Regions from separate parts of the Homo sapiens genome. Here region 1 is linked to region 2. The links are chromatin loops, found by intact Hi-C in ENCODE. Cell type or tissue: dorsolateral prefrontal cortex. All regions are shown on one strand. Links, peaks and the distances in the headings refer to the core of each region. The heading gives the core; the rest is flanking DNA.

The links. A loop is a pair of places that touch in the nucleus more often than their neighbours do. Peaks named below come from ENCODE experiments on the same cell type or tissue, not always from the same donor. Only the 100,000 strongest peaks of a DNase experiment are listed, where the experiment ranks them.
Region 1: it touches region 2 in a loop (2.8-fold over the local background); 1 of 110 quality-filtered maps calls a loop at or near these places.

The regions. Positions count from the first base shown.
Region 1 is chr12:128,610,143-128,619,810 of GRCh38, reverse strand. It overlaps TMEM132C (transmembrane protein 132C), which reads right to left. Exons shown (of 9, transcript NM_001136103.3): 4 at 3,476-3,659. Among named protein-coding and RNA genes, the nearest start is that of SLC15A4, 210 kb to the left of the region's middle. In dorsolateral prefrontal cortex, for the core only: no CTCF peak of the experiment used is centred there; a DNase peak (open chromatin) is centred at 5,750.
Region 2 is chr12:129,907,398-129,917,065 of GRCh38, reverse strand. No RefSeq gene overlaps it. Among named protein-coding and RNA genes, the nearest start is that of TMEM132D, 8.2 kb to the right of the region's middle. In dorsolateral prefrontal cortex, for the core only: CTCF peaks have their summits at 2,239 (motif pointing right), 5,204 and 5,409 (motif pointing right); DNase peaks (open chromatin) are centred at 2,275 and 5,445; H3K27ac peaks cover 818 bases.

The DNA of each region.
Region 1 (9,668 bases), core at 1,214-9,213, 1.3 Mb after region 2:
ACTGAACTGCCAACATTTTAGTTGTCCCAAATGCTCCTTCCTCTGTAGTTCTGAAAGCTTTATGTACGAAAGTGGCCTTGGTCCTCCCATTCAGATACCTCTCTCACCCCATCCCCCAAGCCTAACACTGGCACAGTGGGGACAGCGCAGGGAGGAGGGGATTAGGGAGAGGTGGGTGCTGGCAGGAGGGTCGTGGAGCTAAGACTTGGAGCTTTCCTGCCCTCACAAGGCAAGAGGCTCATTGTCAACAAGCCTGGAGGCAGGACGAGCAAAACGGTGGCCTTGGGAATCAGTCCTCTCCAAACAAAAGAGTGCCCAGGGACCAGCAAGTGAGATTCAGGTGGCTTCCGCCTGCAGGGTCTGCTCTGGGGAGAGTCGAGAGCACGTCTCCCTGCTTTTCCCATTGCATTTACTCAGGGGGAGTCAGAGGCAGTAGGTGACGGGGAATGCTGTGGCTGAATCCTCCTATCCGTGGCTCTCTCCTTGGATTTAAAAAGGAGCTTCAGAATGCTTGATTTTAAGGCAAGAACTTCCCCAGTGAGGCAGATTTTCCATCTGTTAATCCCCTGTTTCACCTTTCTGAAGTTTGTTTTCTTTAAAACGATCAACAAATTGGAAAATATGCTTAATTGGTTCAAAGATCTAACCAGCTGTCTCACTGGCTGCTAACAGACAACACAGGATTTGCTTTGTGCTCAGTAATTTTTTTTAAATTTCTCATCTTCTAGTCAAAGCTGCAGTTTTATTAGCTAGTTACTTCCAATAAAAGTTTACTTTTTGCCTGGTTATAAATGTCCTAAAGCTTATTCTGAACCAAAACTTTGAACATACAGAAAATAGGAGAATAGAAGTCCCTCTAAATTGCCTCATCTATTTTCTAATTTTCCATGTTGCTTTGCATAGCTGAGGTCAAGTTGTACATCCCAGGGGATGCAAAACGGTGATACTGCATGTATTAGTCTGTTTTCACACTGCTGATAAAGACATACCTGAGACTGGGTAATTTATAAAGGAAAATAGATAATGGACTCACCATTCCGTGTGGCTGGGGAGGTCTCACAATCATGGCAGAAGGCAAAAAGCATGTCTTACATGGCGACGGGAAGAGAGAATGAGAGCCAAGTGAAAGGCGAAACCCCTTATAAAAGCACTAGATCTTTTGAGACTTATTCACATTCATGAGAACAGTATGGTGAAAACTGCCTCCATGATTCAATTTTCTCCCATCGAGTCCCTCCCACAACATGTGGGAATTATGGGACCTACAATTAAAGATGAGATTTGGGTAGGGACACAGCCAAACCATAACACTGCACGAGCACCCAAATCCAGTGTTCAGAGCCCAGAGCTCTGTGCTGGTGCTGCAAAGGTGTTTGTTTATCAATGAACTTTTGAATAAAGCTTGTTTGAATTCACATGCATTTACTTGCAAACAAAAGGATCCTGACAAGAGTACAGACATTAGTAATCACTTCACTTTACCTTAAAGGCATTATGAAAACACAACCACCACAAGAATAACAATACATCCATCCAAGGAAGACCTGTGCTCCCTTGAAAAGGACCATTATAATATCTCACACTCTTAAGATGGCTTTTCCTTTTCAAAGTATTTGAATGTCTTATCCTTCTGAAATAGGTCGAAACTGAACACTTGTAATCCAGAGCTGATGCTGGTGTGTGCTCTAGGACACAGGTCTGCAAATTTTCTCTCTAAAGGGCCAGATAGTAAATATTTCAGAGTTTATGAGCCAACAGGCAGAACTGAGCATATGAAGAAGCTAGACAGGACCATTTAAAAATGTAGATATTTAAAAATGTTAAAACCATTCTTAGCTTGCATGGTGTACAAAACCGGGCAGCAGATTGGATGTGGCCCATGGCTTGTTGTTTGTTGACCCCTGTTCTAGGACATAAAAAGTCAAAAGGAATCATTCTCTGACTTCCAAGTGTTTACAGATCTTTATGGTAGATGATACCTTCTGGGGTGCACATCTGCTATTTTGTCTGACCAGCATCTGTTCCCTGTTTCAGTGAAAGCCAAATTTTTCCATGATGCACAGGCTCTTAGTCTCATTCCACACTTGCCCCACCTGAGGCTACACCTGCCCTACCTGATTCCACACCTGTCCCACCTGACTCTACACCTGCCCCACCTGATTCCACACCTGCCCCACCTGATTCCACACCTGTCCCACCTGACTCTGCATCTGCCCCACTTGATTTCACACCTGCCTCACCTGATGCTACACCTGTCCCACCTGCTGCTACATCTCCTTCACCTGATTCCACACCTGCCCCAGGGTGATACATTCCCCAGGCCTGGCCAATCAGAGCAACACATCCTTTTGATTTCAGTGATTGGCTTCAAGTTGGGCTCATGACCCAAGCCAATCAGTTCCAATCAGTCTCTGTCCCAAAGGATTTGCTGGAGTGATTGGCAGTGAGGTTTCCACTCATTTCTTGCTGGACATGATGCTGTGAAGAAGCCAGCGTGGCATTGCCGGGGCCACCTTGTGACTAACAAAGAGGAAGGAGAGCTGAGAAAGGAAGAGAAGCCACTGTCCATACCACATCATTTGCACACGTGGGCCCCTCACACTCCAAGTGTGGTCTGCAGACCAGCCGCGCTGACATGGCTTAGGAGCTTTGAAAAATAAGTACCCAACCCAGACCTCCTAAGTGAGGATGGGCATCTACTCAAAATGTTCCTGTGATCTGCATGCCCGATAATGTTTGAGAAACACTTTTCTAGACTTTTAAACTTACATGAGCCAAGGTGAAGTTGGGTTGTGTTTGTAGCCTTTATAACTCAAAGAATCCTGAATAATCCATTTTCTTATAATCCTGATTAATCCATTTCTCATAGCATGATTCACACAAGTAGCATGTTTGCTTACACGTTCTCATCAGTGTACACTACTAACAGTAATCTAAGAGTGGCCACATTGTGAGTCAGATAGATGGTGCTGCACTACTCAAGCCCATTGTCACTCATCTACTTTCTACATTTCAGGTTGACCTCACAGCCCAGTGACAGCCTCTGAGAGTTCAATGCTGAGTGAGCTCCATCATCCTAAGGAAAGAGGAGATGAAGGGCATCTATCTCAAGCATGGAGTGGGGAGCAAGAAGGAACCGAGTTTGCAGAAAGATGGCAAAGCTGACCATCCTTTTAGCTCAGGGGTTTCCAACCCTGGCTGCACACTGAAATCACCTGGTGAGCTTCTTAAAATCACAGGTGCTCACTTCCACCTCCAGCAATGATTGTGACTTGCTGGACTAAACTTCATGACTAAAGTTGAGAAAGGCCAGGCTCATGAAAAGTAACAACTTCCAGGGTGAGGAAAGACGAGAAACTTTGAAAGTAAACACTCCATAAAATCATTGTAGCAAACATCCCATGACAGATAGGAAGGACACAGGATGCAGTCAGGTGGCTGAATGCAGGAGCATCCAAGGTAACTCAGGACTCACCATAGCCAAGGGAACGATGCCCACCAGGTCCTTCTGGCTGACAAAGATCTCGGACACGGCGATGTCTGTGGTCCCCTTCCGTGGGTACTCCACCTGCCACGTGATGGGCTGAGTCCCTGAAAGGCTGCTGAAACTGGCTATTTCAAAGTTCATCTGCACAACCTCATTGAATAAACTGCTGCTCCTGGAAGAGAGAAAAGAAACTGGCTTTAAGCCAACTTTGTTCAAAGGACCCTTCTCTCCTCATAATAGTACGCAGAAGATAAAGACAAAGAAACACATCTCAGGGATGGCTCCAGGGTTTTGGTGGGGGATCCTGGGGCATGGAACCACCTACAAAGTGAGGACTGGCATCTGGGACAGAGAAGCACCCACAAGTTAAGGATATGGGCCAAGAATATTCAACAATGAGCAGTAACCTGTGTCTGTGTTGATGAGGCCTTGGAATGATTATTACCAGCTCTGCAGATGATGAGCTAAACTAGTTTATCTCACACCTGCAGTATGCACCTGAATGGCCTCTGTTCAGTTCTGTAGGTGTGGCAGATGCTATAGGCTGGGGTCCCCAACCCCTGGGCCATGAACCGGTACCAGTCCATGGGCTGTTAGGAATAGGGCTGCACAGCAGGAGGTGAGTGGCGGGTAAGTGAGCAAAGCTCCATCTCTATTTATAGCTACTCCCCATAGCTCACATTATCACCTGAGCTCCACCTCCTGTCAGGTCAGTGGCAGCATTAGATTCTCATAGGGGCATGAACTGTATTGTGAACTGCGCATGTAAGGGATCGAGGTTGTGTGCGCCTTATGAAAATCTAACGCCTGATGATCTGTCACTGTCTCCCATCACTCCCAGAAGGGACAGTCTAGTTGCAGGAAAACAAACTCAGGGCTCCCACTGATTCTACATTACGGTGACTTATGTAATTAGTTCATTATTATTCAACATTCATTATTCATTATCATTACAATGTAATAATAATAGAAATAAGCTGCACAATAAATGTAATGTACTTGAATCATCCCAAAACCATCCTTCCCCCACCACCGCCATCTGTGGAAAAATTGTCTTCCATGAAACTGGTCCCTGGTGCCAAAAAGGTCAGGGACCACTGCTGTAGGCCACTCACTCAATAGCACCTTCAACCCCCTCTGCTTGTCCTCCTCTGCTATAGGGGCTGAGAGGCCTAAACTACATTCTCAGAACCCCTTGCTGCTAGATGCAGGATTGAAGCAGTTTGCTCCAGTCGGACCCACTCATTTGGGACGTAGAGGAAGAAGTGGGTTCTAGAGCAGCAGCCAGGAAGGCAGTTGGGGTTTTCTGGTGAGCACAGTGGCCCTGGTTCTCCTGGGGCAGCTGTGGGGTGCCCCTGGCATCCAGGCCCTCACATCATCATGCCGAGGGGTGACAGTGGTGTTTCCACCACAACAGTCCTCTGCAGAGGTTGGACCTTTGTCGTCTGTGTTATCACTGGCTGCCCTGTCCCTGGCTGTGTAGTAAATACATTCAATTCAGTGGTTCTCCTAGAGATTATGTGAATTGCCTAGTATCCTTTAATGACATCTCTTCTGCTCAGAGGGGCTACTTAGCTAAAGGGACTCTTTGTCTGCAACTAAGAATTCTGACCAATTCCATGCATTTGAGATATATGTATTTTGGGAACTACCGTTGGTCCAAACTTTTTCATTTTTTAGATGATAAAATTAAAGCCAATAAAGGAAAGATGGCTTGCCCACAACCACATATCTGGCTAGGGCAGAGTTAACATAAAATGTAGCATCTCCTGTTTCCGAGTCCAATGCTCTTTACAGATCCTTGCCTAAGACAGCTGGTGGTCAAATATGACATCACAAGTCTCCAACAGTTTTTTTTTTTAATTTGTTTGTTTGTTTCCTTAGGGCAGGAGACAGCAAACTGTGTCCTGTGAACCAAATGCAGCCAGCTGCCTATTTTTGTGAGTAACACTTTACTGGAGCACAGCCTTGGATATTTGTTTACATTTTCCTGTGGTTGCTTTCGTGTTATAAGAACATGGTTGAGTAATTGCATCAGTCAATGTAGAGCCTGCAAAACCTAAAATATTTCTTATCCAAATCCTTACAGAAAACTTTTGCCAGTATTGGCTAGAGAAGGTCAGAGAAGGGGAAGTTGGCCGAGCTTTGTAGAGCTGTTGATCAATAGAACCGCTATTGGTGGAAACAAGAAGGAAGAGCATGGAAGGCATCACGCTGAGTTTGTAGGGGGGCCAGGGTTCTGGTGAGCCTTGGCATCCAGCCTGAGGTGTCTCCAGTGCCCTCTGCTGATATGCTAAGGATGGCGCTAAGTGGTGGGTCAGTGGTCAGCAAGACCTCAGGCTGCCATCTCCTGGAAGGCTACATGTTTGCAGATGAATTAAAGGAGATTTTCCATGGCATATCAAGAAAGAAACACCAAATATGCTTAAAAACTGCATCTCAAGCATGTGCCAACATGAAGAGTAGCAGTGAAACACTTTCCTTTGCTGGGGCACTAATATCGAGTGCACCATTCCATCTTCAGGGCTTGATTGACAGCCAGAGCACTAACTCTCCACCACATCACCCTCAGTCCTGCTCAGTGGCTGGGGAAGGATATAACGGGAAGGTTACTGCACCAAACAAAGCACTGGGTTTTGTGAATCTTCCTTAAGTTCACAGGGCCGGGAACAGGGCCCACAGAATCATGATTTATGAGATGCTAGAGATTCCTCTGGGAGGGAAAAGAAATCTAAGGTCTTGACCATCAAGCTAGGGGCTGCAAATCTCAAGCATGAATTGCTAGTCTTTAAAAATGAGGGAGAGATGTCTTGAGTCTAGAGTGTTTCCAAACTAAGAGATGTGTTCTTGGTCCAGCAACTGAGGCCCACAGGTGGTTCTTGACCACCAGCTGTCTTAGGCGAGGATCTGTAAAGAGCATTGGACTGGGAAACAGGAGATGCTACATTTTATGTTGACTCTGCACTACTCAACATCCAGGAGATCCTCTCTCACTGCTGGCCTGCAGACAATCTTGCATTCTAGGGAGTTGCATCTCATCTTCTTAGCAAGCACGTCTGGACCTGATTCTCCTTATCTGCCACTGGGTACCAGTACTGGTGCTGTCCAGGAGCTGCATGGCTACTTGACTGACTCTACTCAGCAAGTAATTCACTTCCCTTAGTATTGGATGTGGCAACCATCCAAATGTCCAAAGACCCCCTTTCAGTCCCAAACGGATGCCTATACTGGCACAGAACCACAGAGGTTGCAATGAGCTTTCAGCCTGCACTTCTCTTCACTCTCTTACAAAGTTCTGTGAGCATTGCAACCACTCACATCATCTCTCCGAGACTCAGAGGCACCATATAGAAGACTGAAATAATGACATTCCCATTGTGCAGGGAGGAAAGAGGCATGAAAAAGAAGCCAGCACAACTTCTCATGCTCCAGGAGCAGCCTCCTCCACTGCAATTCTGCTAACGAAGGGCATTAAGAAAGGCATAGTCATGGACAAGGGAAAAGAGAAGGGGTATTTTTCCTTTTGGCTTGAAAGATATTGTTATGTGATTTTTGTGAGCAGTGAGGTGACCTCCCGAAAGCGTTTTGTTGTAGTTGGCATAAGAATAAAAATAACACGTGACTGTTAACAATATACTCACTATGTGCCGGGCACTGGACCAGGTTCCACGCAGACCTTATTCCAAATCCCAATCCAAACCCTGAGGTGGTGATTAAGGTTCTCATTTTGCACCAGTGTCAGAGCAGACACTTTTGAACCTCTGCAGCCAGAAAGTGTGTTTGCATCAACTTGCTCTTCAACCACAGATAGAAGGCAGCAACTCAGCAGGATCCTGTTTGGAACATTCTGTAGCTCCCCACTCAGATGCCCATCACTTGTGAGCCAACTCAACCTAATCTTGGTTTCAGAATGGAAAAAAAAATACAAGTTTCACAACTGGATGAAAACTCCAGCTTTCTGGCAGCTGCACAGAATTCTAGGTCAGGGTGACATCAGGGCAAGCTCTCTGGTGCACTGGGGGCAGGGGCCTGGCTAGAACACCGACATCCGTCTTTCAGGGAGTTGGAGATCTCAGACAAAAGGAAGAAGAGATAGTTCTGTGTCCACCTGGACCCTGGGAATGTGTGTGATAGAGCAAAGGTCAGACCAGACTGACCCGACAGAGAAATGAGCCCCCGGGAGGCCTTAGGATTCAACGTTCTGACACAAGACAAAGAATTCCTCTGGGAAGATACAGAACCAATGCCCTTGTCTCTTTATTTTTGTACATTCATATTCTTTCCTACCCCTTCTCCACCCCCACACAGCCTTTGTCTTCTTCGTCTCTAAAAAATGCATAGTATGATTGTCTAAGTTGAAGAAAATGCAACCCCATTTTGAAACTTGACCCTTTCGTGGAGATGAGTCACTGGGCGATTTGGTGTCGCTGGTTCCGCTCTGTTCATTTTAAGGGAGCATCTCCACTTTGTCCTTGCTGACTGATGGGATGGCTGGCCAGTGGTACTAGAGAGCAGAAGATTTTCCTAGAGAAGCTGGGAATCTAGGCTTTTTTTTCTCTAAAATCTCTGGATTTTAAATTATAAGAACCTTCACTTTTTAGCTATAGCGTAGCTCAGACAACATCTCTGCTGACTCTCAGTTTCCTGCCTCTGGCTTAGAAGGTTTCCCTCCAGTATCTACATATTCTGGCAAAAGCATTTTATAGTTTGCTGTGACCTGAGGTGGAAGATGTCTTCCCAAAAATGATGCATGTGGTGATTCTCCAACTGCAGTGCCCAGGATCCGTGGCACTCCAAGGGGTGAGACAGCAGTGGGCATGGGGCTGGAGCCAGTCCCTAACCCCGCTCCCGCCCCAGACATATTCCTGTTGCAATGAGAGCACCTCCAATCAGATGTGTTGTCAACATTAGGCCTCCAACAAGTCTTTCATTCAAATAATGAAAGAGAAAAGAAGAAATGAAACAATAAATGAAATGAAGAAGAGAGGAGAGAAGGAAGGAAAAAAGTGAGAGAGGGAAGGAGAGAGGAAGAAAGTTAGCAGTTTGAACCAAGGCAAAAAGCCATGGCCCTTTAAGGGGAGCACACACATGTCAGGAATCACGTTGTGGGCTTCAAAGGACTTCCTGACTCACAGCCTGGCTTCCCCAGGTACTGGCTGGATGACCGAACAACTCTGCCTCATTTTCTCTATTTGCAAAATGGGGATGTTAATCCCTCTCATTTTGGAGTTGATATGAATGAACAAGTCAAAGTGCTTAGAACAGAACTTGATGCCAGCAAGCATCAATAAATGGAAGCTGTTTCTTGTTTTTAGCAGGACTTGACATCGCATTCAGGCTCAGTGGCTTTAGGGTTGGCTGCCTAAAGCCACCATTCAGGCACACTTTTGAAGCCTGGTTCAGGAGCTTCCTGAGAACGAACCACAGTGGAGGGGCAGGCTCTCAGCCATTCACTGTGAACTGGGACTCATTAAGATTTGTATACAGTGCATTTCCTGAGTGCCTGCCTCTGTAGACACAATGCCATAATGCACGTTGTACTGGCAGATAGAGACTAAAAAAATAAGAAATCTTTTCTTCTTTCAATTCTTCTGTGGTCAGTGCCTTTCCGCTGACTCTAATCAGACTGAAATATTTGCTAAGCTTTGCCTTGAAGGGACCAAGAGTCTTTCACATCAGCTCATATGGGGCTTGTGATGTTGTTGGAGTAATAAAGAGAGGAATTTAAACACTTAAGTGACTCCAGAGAGCACCCAAGAACTATCACTTGATAAATCAATAGTGTAGATTTCTTGCAGTAACTCTTGAACTAAATTTTCAAAATTGGCTTAAAAAGCTCTTACTCAAAAGCAAATGAATTCTCCCAACAGTCACAATAAAGTTTGGACCACTGGAAACCTAATTTACCAAACCTCTTAGCTGTCAGACTCTATTTGGTAAGAAAATTGAGTCTGGGGGTGAGTTAAAAGCCAAAAGGGCTTTACCTCCCTACTACAGGGAGTCAGGGATTTTAGCTCCAAAGTTGGTTGACAGCTTAGTGCCCGCAGAAAGAAAAGAGACTAACCAAATAAAGAAAATCAGCCTTCTCATAGGGAAGCCGCTTCAGGAGAAGAGAATCACTCGATCCAGGCTTGGCTTTATTTCATTCTACCTCATGAGTATTTCATGAAGGCAAGGACAC
Region 2 (9,668 bases), core at 670-8,669:
CACTGCAATGAAAAATCAACAAACAGAACTGAGAGCTGTAGACTCCTCATCGTGGAAAATTCGCAATTGCATAAAGGTGTTTTGTGTGTGTGTGTGTGTGTGTGTGTGTGTGTGTGTGTGTGTTTTAACTTTCCAAGCCTTGGAAGTTTTTATGCAGAATAGCAAAACTTTAGCCAAAAGATCAAACTTATTTTCAAACTCCAGCATGAGTAAAGTAGATTTATAGGAATTGTTCCTCTTCTTGTTCATTGATGTTTTCAGAGATCGGATGTCAGCATAAAACCAATAAGACCTTCACTGAGGAGTTCGAGCCCCATGGAGACAATTTAACGTCATGCTAAGAAAATCTGTGCCTGGACTTGACTCTGCAGAAACCCAGTAAGTTACGTGATAGCCAAATAGAAAACTGAAAAGGAAAACAAAACATTTTGAAAAAAAAAATGCCTATTTCTGTAGAAAATAGTAACTATCAATAGCTTTCCTTTTGAAGGCTAACTATATGCTGGGTGCCATGCAGGCGTTCTCTATGATATCTTCAGTTAATTGTATAACCGCCCAACGACTTAGGTGGAAGTACAGTCTACATTTTTTTTTTTTTTTTTTGAGACGGAGTCTCTCTCTGTCGCCCAGGCTGGAGTGCAGTGGCGCGATCTCGGCTCACTGCAAGCTCCGCCTCCCGGGTTCATGCCATTCTCCTGCCTCAGCCTCCTGAGTAGCTGGGACTACGGGCGCCTGCCACCAGGCCCGGCTTATTTTTTTGTATTTTTAGTAGAGACGGGGTTTCACAGTGTTCGCCAGGATGGTCTCAATCTCCTGACCTGGTGATCCGCCTACCTTGGCCTCCCAAAGTCCTGGGATTACAGGTGTGAGCCACCACGCCCGGCCTAGTCTACATTTTTTAAGACGAGGAATGTAGGGCTCAGAAAGGGGAAGTAACTTGGCAGTCACATAGCTGCTAATCCTATCCCCAGCAGGGGCTCCACTTGAGCCACCCTGCAGCACTGCCTCGAAATTGCATTGAGTGGGGAGGCCGAGGCAGGCGGATCACCTGAGGTCAGGAGTTTGAGACTAGCCTGGCCAACATGGCGAAACTCCATCTCTACTAAAAATACAAAAATTAGCTGGGCGTGGTGGCACATGCCTGTAGTCCCAGCTACTCAGGAGGCTGAGGCAGGACTATCGCTTTAGCCCAGGAGGCAGAGGTTGCAGTGAGCCAAGATTGCACCACTGTGCTCCAGCCTGGGTGAGTAAGCAGGACTCTGTCTCAAAAAAAAAAAAAAAAAAAAATGTGTTGAGTGAAAGAAGAACTGGTAAATAATAAGTAATCGTGAATTTCATAGGGACTCCCCTTCCATGGGAAAAAATACAACCGGGGCAAGTCATTTGCTTCTCTCAGTCTCAGCTTCCCCATAAGTGAAACGGGTGGTCCGATGAACTGAACTTCACCCTTGAGTTTATTGAATGTTCACTAAGCTAAATGACTGTTTCATCAAAAAACAGTAGGTGAAGTCTCCTCTTCAAATATGAGGAAGAACACATTTTCTTTCAGGCTGGGTGAAGTAAGGAGGTGGGAGAAGAAAAGCCATTGATTGAGGAATTGATTTTAACACTCTTACAGGGGGTCTGCATGATTCTCCAGTGTCCTGAGCCATAAGAACAGACCAGTAGACAAAACAGCCAAAGCTATGGCTCTCAGGGAGCTTAGATTCTAGCTCTGGGGGAGTGGGGAGTGAGACATCGAACAAATAGGCTATTTAGGTGTTGATGAATGTCATGAAATATAGCACAGGAGAAGATAGAAAGAGATGGGTGATGCTAGGCAAATGTCAGGTCCAGGGAGGGCATCTGTAATAAAGTGGTATCGGCCAGGTGCGGTGGCTCACACCTGTAATCTCAGCACTTTGGAAGGCTGAGGCAGGTGGATCACTTGAGGTCAGAAATTTGAGACCAGCCTGGTCAACATGGCAAAACCCTACCTCTACTAAAAATACAAAAATTAGTCAGGCGTGGTGGTGCATGTCTGTAATCCTAGCTACTTGGACGGCTGAGGCAGGAGAGTCGCTTGAACCCAGGAGGCGGAGGTTGCAGTGAGCTGAGATCGCACCACTGCACTCCAGCCTGGGCGACAGAGTGAGACTCTGTCTCTAAATAAATAAATAAATAGTGATATTCAGCAGAGACTAGAATGACGTGAGAAAAGAGAATCTTACGGGTATCTGATGGAAGGCTGTTCCCAGCAGAGGGAGCAGTCTCTGCAGAGGCGTCTGTCAAGTACGATGCTGGTGTCTGATGGAGGAGGAGCCTGGCTGGCTGAAACAGGAGGCAGCTCATGTACAGCCTTGCAGGGCATTGCAGGGACTTCAGCTTTGCACTGAGTGGGCTGGGAGCTATGGGACAGTTTTGAGCCAGAGTGACAAGATCTGACTCCTATTTCTCCAGTATTTGTTAAATCAGGATGGAAGCAGGAGCCCAGCAAGGAGGTTGAGTTAGATGAGAGATGACAGATGAGAGATGATCTTTTGGTAGTGAGAGGATAACTCAATCTAGACCAGTTTAAGCAAAAAGTGGCATTTATGGGCCAGATGCAGTGGCTCGTGCCTGTAATCCCAGCACTTTGGGAGCGGATCACTTGAGGTCAGGAGTTTGAGACTAGCCTGGCCAACCTGGTAAAACCCCATCTCTACTAAAAATACAAAAAATCAGCTGGACATGGTGGAGTGCACCTGTAATCCCAGCTACTCAGGAAGCTGAGACAGGAGAAGCGCTTGAACTCAGGAGGCGGAGGTTGCAGTGAGCTGAGATCGCACCACTGCATTCCAGCCTGGACGACAGAGTGAGACTTCATCTCAAAAACAAAAAAGTGGGATTTATGTGGAAACTGAAGTGTTTCATGGAACATGAGTAATGATGAGAACTAGGCACTACAATGGCAGCCAAACTTTCTCTGTCTCTTAAATATCCTTCTTCACGTGTTACTTCCTCTAGTTCTCCATCCTGGGGCAGGAAATTTGAGCAGCAACGTCCCTGTTTCGCATCATATATTCCAGATATCCAAAGCGAGATTCTCATTCCTTCCAGGTTCAAAGGTCCTCAGACAGTGCTGCGCTTGGTCCGACTTAGGTGCCACCTCTAGACTAATCTTCTGCACTTGGTCCGATTTAGGTGCCACCTCTAGATTAATCTTCAGCTACTGCACTGTTTTGCATTTGAAACACAGTGGGTTTCATCCAGCACGAGAAGGTGGATGATCAGAGCATCTGCAATTTATTAATAGGCATCCACTCAAGGTAGGCACATATGTGATGAACACTAGTTTTGTTAGCAAGGAATATTTAGCTAAATTGTCATTTTTTGAAGGCTAATTTTAGAAAGCATTTTGAAATATCTGATAAATACATGTGTTTTAAGCACAGATTTTTCATAATGGATTTTATAGAAGTTATTTCCAAAGTGGTCCCAGTTCAGGAGTTCCAGATTAAAAGGAAAAGAAAAGAGAAGAGAAAAACAAACCTAAACAGCTTGGAGTTTAGTTCACTTGAAACAGTCCCTGAGAAACAGCCAAGGATACTCATGAATAGCCACTTTCAGATCAAACTGAAAATATTGACTAGGAGAGGCCAGTTTTGGCAATGAGAAGTGTTTTCTTGTTAGATTTTTTTTTTTTTTGAGACAGGGTCTCACTCTCTCACCCAGGATGGAGTGTAGTAAATCATTGCTCATTGCAGCCTTGAACGACTGGCCTCAAGCAATCATTCTGCCTCAGCCTCTCAAGTAGCTAGGACTACAGGAATGTACCACCACACACAGCTACTTTTGCTTATTATTATTATTATTATTATTATTGTTTTAGAGATGGGGTCTCACTATGTTGCCTAGGCTGGTCTTGAACTCTTGGACTCAAGCGATCCACCTGCCTCGCCCTCCAGAGTAGCTAGGACTGCAGGCGTGTACCACCACACCCAGATAATTTCCCTTCCTTTTTTTGTTTGTGGAGATAGGGTCTCACTAGGTTGTCCAGGCTGGTCTTAAAATCCTGGACTCAAGCAATTCTCCCACCTTGGCCTCCCAAAGTGCTGGGTTTACAGATATGGGCCACTGTACCTGGCTGGATTTTTATTTTCTAAATTATTGTATCCTTATGGCAGTGTTTTTAAAAGGCAACAATAACTGTGTCTATGACTTTCCTCTTTCAGTTTTTTTTTTCCTCAGCTCTAATGTGAGAAGATTGTATTAGGTGATGGCTGGGATGCTCCAACCCTAAGATTCTCCACAATACTGGCATGATTCCGAATTTCTTACAAACCCTCTTGTCTCTAACTCACACGCAAAATCATGTTCTTCCAGGGCAAGACATAGCGTGCTCCCTGACTCTTCCCCACTGCTTCCTTCCTTCCCTCCCTCCCTCGCTCCCTTCCTCTCTTCCCTCCCTCTCTCCCTCCCTCCCTCTATCCCATCCCTCCTTCCCTTCCTTCCTTCCTTCCTTCCTTTGTTCCGTCTTCCTCTCTCTCTTTCTTTCTCTTTTTCTTTTTTCTTATGCAACACTGAAGGAATCAGTATTTTTGCTTTTCTTCCAGTGACTCATTTTATCTTGGAAAGCAGTTGCTATAAACTATGTATCCCCAGAATTCATCTGTGGGAATCTTAAGCCCCAGTGTGATGGTGTCAGGAGGATGGGGCTTTGGGAGGTGATTAAGTCAGGAAAGCAGAGGTCCAGGAGCCCCCTGGTCTCTCCTCTCCCACCGTGTGAGGTTATGGCAAGGAGAAGGTGCCATCGACGGGCCAGGAAGCAGGTCCTCACCAGCCACTGCATCTTCTGGCACTTTGATCTTGGACTTCTAGGCTCCAGAAGTGATAAATTAAAGTCTGTTTTTTTTAAAGCCGTCCAGCCACGGTATTTTTGTTATAGAAGCCTGAGCAGTCTAAGACAGTAGGGTGGTGATGGAGGACAAGGGAAAAGTGGAGGATCCTGCTGGCAGCCTCTAGTCTGGAAACGATCCATGTGAATAACCAACATTATAAAATCTCAGTGTTGGGTGGCTGTACTCACTGGAAAGTGATCAGTTGTTTGGCAGATTTTAAAGAATGACTGAAGTTTGACTCAAGAATGTATATGATATAAATTCTCATGTTTCAATTTTTAAGTCAATTGCAAGATAATTTATATTTTAGGCAGCATGGAGGGTGCAAGATAATAGCTGTAGACACCGAATTGCAGGATTTCCTGAATGAAAGCGTGTGAGCTTGGCCATGTTATTTATTAATTTGGGATGATAAGACTCATTGCCAGTTTTTAAAAATATAATTTCACCCATGAAGACCTGACAACGTGTGCATGTTGGGTATGAAGGGAGATGTCAATGCGTTTGTTCTTGGAGGAAGAAATAGTTGTCCTGAGCTGCCACCTCTGGAGCACTAGGGGTCACTGCAGGTCCACTGATGCCACAAGCAGGGCGCCTGAGCGCGCCAGGTCTGCTGCCAGCTGTGTGTGGGTCCCACTGCCAGGCACGGCTGCTCTCCCTGGCTGTGCACAAGAAAATGTTTTAGGATCCAATCTCCAGGTGCCCCCCTCAACCTTTCTGACCTGTTAAAATAATAATCTAGTGTCAAATACCATCAATCTGGTGTCACATATTCTACTATTTGGGGTAATTTAAAATTACCTTGTAAGCCAAATACAGAAGAATACCCTCCTGCTGCTGCGTTTATTTCCAGACCCAGAGAGCTCACTATTGTCCTCAGTCACTTTTTTTGAGACTGGAATCTCTCCTGTGATGAGTCAAACATTTGTTGACAGAGAACTGGCCATATTTCATCCCAAGGGAGTAATCCCAAGCAGATCCGTTTCAACACCAAGCCAACACAGGCTTTCTGACAAAATCAAACACTGGCATGTAAGAATTGTTAGATGCAGGCTGGGCGCGGTGGCTCACGCCTGTAATCCCAGCTCTTTGGGAGGCCGAGACGGGCAGATCTCTTGAGGTCAGGAGTTGGAGACCAGCCTGGCCAACATGGTGAAACCCCGTCTCTACTAAAAATACAAAAATTAGCTGGGTGTGGTGGTGGGCACGGGCACTTGTAGTCCCAGTTACTTGGGAAGCTGAGGCAGGAGAATTGCTTGAACCCAGGAGGCGGAGGTTGCAGTGAGCTGAGATCGCACCGCTGCACTCCAGCCTGGGTGACAGAGTGAGACTCTGAATCAAAAAAAAAAAAAAAAAAAAAAAAAAAGATTGTTAGAGGCAGTCTTCTTAAAGACGTTTGTGCTATGTGGAGGCAGGGTCTCTTCGTTCCGACTTGGACTGGCTCATCTGTGGGGAGGGAAGAGGACAAAAGTGGCCCTTTACTCTCTTACCATGGAAATCTCACACAAAGAAAGGCACACCGCTCAGCGAAGTTAGTTTTCACAAAGAAATTGGAGTGAACATTAAGTTAATTACTTGAGGAAATTAGGGGGCTTTTATTAAGAGAAAAAATTGAGTTCCTCTAAACCAGAAGTAGCCACAACCCTTTTATTTCAATTCATGTGCTCACTCCCCAAAGCACCCTTTAATAACGTCTAAATTGGGCCATTGACACTATCCTCAGACTTCAGCTTTGAAGCTGGTGTATACATTGACAAGCAACAGCATCTTGCGTGTTTACGTTCTCTTTGATGTTGGCAAACTCAACAAATTGCTGGATAAACCCTTTCCCTTGTTGGCCACTAAGAGCTCCTCTAGGGCAGGATTAACTCCCTGTGTATCCATTTCATAGACACTTTTTAATTTTCCTTTTTGGTACAGTAGCAGAGGAGCTATTTTCTTCAACAATAATCGTGGGATGTGTACGTCTGAACTGAAGATCTCTGCAATGGGTTAATTGATTCCCTGACAAAGGCCTCTGTCATCTAAGAACCCAGCCCTTCAAGTCCATTAGACACATTGATTTTAAGCGGACAAAAGAAATCAAATCGTTTGGATGCTTAGCTCCGAGAAGTAAATTGATCTTTTTGATGCACGTCAAATGGACTCATTACGGGCTCGTGCTGCAGGCCACATGATTGCCAGTTTTCTCTTTTGTTTGAGGTCAAGTCCTCTTGGAGGGATGGACAGGGACTGAGTCTGTTCCTGGGGAGGCCGATCTCTGGTGGGACACCCCCTCTTCCTTCTTATTGTGTGCTGTTAGCCGAGCCCCCATAAAGGGAAGGCCCACACCCTGCAAGTGGGCTGCAGAGTGCCAGTTCTCAGTGATCACAGAGGGAGACACCCTAAACAGAGCTCACAGCTGCTCACACAAACCACGTGCTGGCAGATGGATTTCCAAGTCCGGCCTGGACCTCAGTGTCAGTCAACCCCACCACCTCATTTTCTCCATCCTAGAAAACCCCACCGGCCCAGCACAGGGCATGTTCTGAAACCGCAGGGTCGGGACTTGCTAGATGAGAAATTAATACAGGCGTTCTTGAGAAAGAAGAGAGAGACCAAACATCAGAGTGGAAAGGAGACACAGGTTCAGCATTCCAGGGGCCACTACACACTCATAGCTCTGAACGCCGACAGGATGCCCCGGCATGTTGTGCTGTCTCTGAGCTGTGCGGGTCTTGTCTGGCCGGCCTCCCTGGGCTGGGCCTGCGATTGTTCCTGCAGCCACCTGCCTGGCACACGCAGAGGCCTCTGGATTTGGCCCAGTGGGAAGCAGAACAGGGGCCCCGTGGAAGGGATGGGAGTCTGGCATGCTACATTTTACCAGACGCACCTGTGCCTAGCCCCTGCCTCTGTGGTACTATTGGTACGCCAAGAGATCTTCCGAAAATGTGAATGGGCTCCTACAACTTCCCCGCTTGAAGCTTCACTCTGGCTTCCTGAGTCCTGACGAGGCCCCTGCATCCTCTGTCTCCTGCGCCTCCCCTGTACCTCCCCTCCCACCATGCTCTCCCTGGCTCACTAAGTTCAGCCACATGGGGCTTTCTGCTCCTCCACCCTTTGTGATGCCTCATGGCCTTTGCACCTGCTGTCCCAGCCACCAGGCAGGTGTATGACCCGGGTCTGCACTCTGAGGATCCTTCTCATGAGAGAGATTACGCTGCTCCAAGAAGCCTTTCTCGACCTCTCCAAAGGGCAAGTCATTATGATACTTGAGTTCTTCACAGGTTCTTCCTGAAAGCATCTTGTTCTTTGGTGTGCTTGTTTCCTGTCTGTCCCCATGGGAATAAATTTCGTGAACGGCTTGTTCACTGTGAAGCCTCTAGGGCCTGGCCAGCGGTACACCCTGAATAAATAAGTATTGAATGGAAGGAGGAATCCATATAAATCCCATTCCTCAGACTGCTCCAGCCCAGGAGGACCCTCTCTTGGAACCGATGATACTTGTTCTCTGCAATATTCTTTGAAGACCCTAAGAGATCGAATTCCAGCTCTCCAAGGGCATCCTTTGCCTTCTCCCTGGTGCCTGGTAGAGGGGACAGAGCACCTCATGCGTCCAAGAGATCGAATTCCAGCTCTCCAAGGGCATCCTTTGCCTTTTCCCTAGTTCCTGGTACAGGGGACAGAGCACCTCATGCATTCATTAGCTGGTGGTGGTTGGTGGTTCCTCCCTCCTTTGGACTCTCTTCATACTGTAAAATGGGCCAAAGCTTCGCTGTAGTCTCAGGAGCTGATAGAGGTGTTTCCTTATATCCCACTCCTGCTTCTGTTGGCAGTGATGAGATCAATACACCCTGTATTGCCTGGAATGGTTCATTCTAACAAACAAAGCCCTGAACCTCCATGACTTAACACCATGTCATCTTATTTCTTGCTCACCCAAAATTCCATGCAAAAGAAGTGGCATTCCACATTTTCGGAACCAGACTCATTCCAACTTGCAACTCTGCCATTGCTGAAGGCTTGGGGGTTCTCCCTTGAATTTTTGCATTCAGCTTGAAAAGGCAGGAAGAGAGTTTGAGGGTTTCACAGGCTCCCAAACTCTCCCCCTGAAAGGGAGGCACATCCCTTCCTCCCAGGTTCTTTTGGACATAACCATAGCGACAGTTAACCTTAGGAAGGCCAGGGCATGTGGTCTGGCTGTGTCTCCAGCAGGTAGAGGAAGCAGGGGTGAGGGAACATGCTTCTGTCACAGGTTCCAGTGCATGCAAAATCCAGGCAGTCTTTACAACAAAGGGTTTCCTGCAGAGGCAGCCTTGCAGCTTCTCCTTGACCTCACCCCTGACCGAGAAACACTCAGGGACTAATCAGGCTAGAGGTACAAATACATAATTTGTACCAAGAAGTCCAGCATGTGACTTCAAAGAAGACTATTCAAGGCCTGCTGACCTTTCTGTATTGATCCATAAATCAGTAACTTAAGGAAAATGCAGCAGTATCCTATTGGTCTTTGCAGAAGAGGCTGCTCTGCGAGGTTCACCTGGCAGTTACCTGGTGACACCATGGGTCACCTGGGAGAGCACGAATATTCCAACTTTTTAACATCTGCTTGTGGAGCTCTGGGAAGAGATGAGAAAGGGAGAAGGACAGAGAGAGGAGAGTAAAAGTAGGTCTGGATTTTAGTATGGTTAACCTGGAAGAACCAAGAAGTTTGATGATTTAACACAATAAAAATTAATTTCTTTTACCATACTTCTTAATGTGGATTGACGGGGGACTTTGCTCTCTCATCAACTTGCTGGACTGCTGGCTGGAAGGCTCACCTTGTAG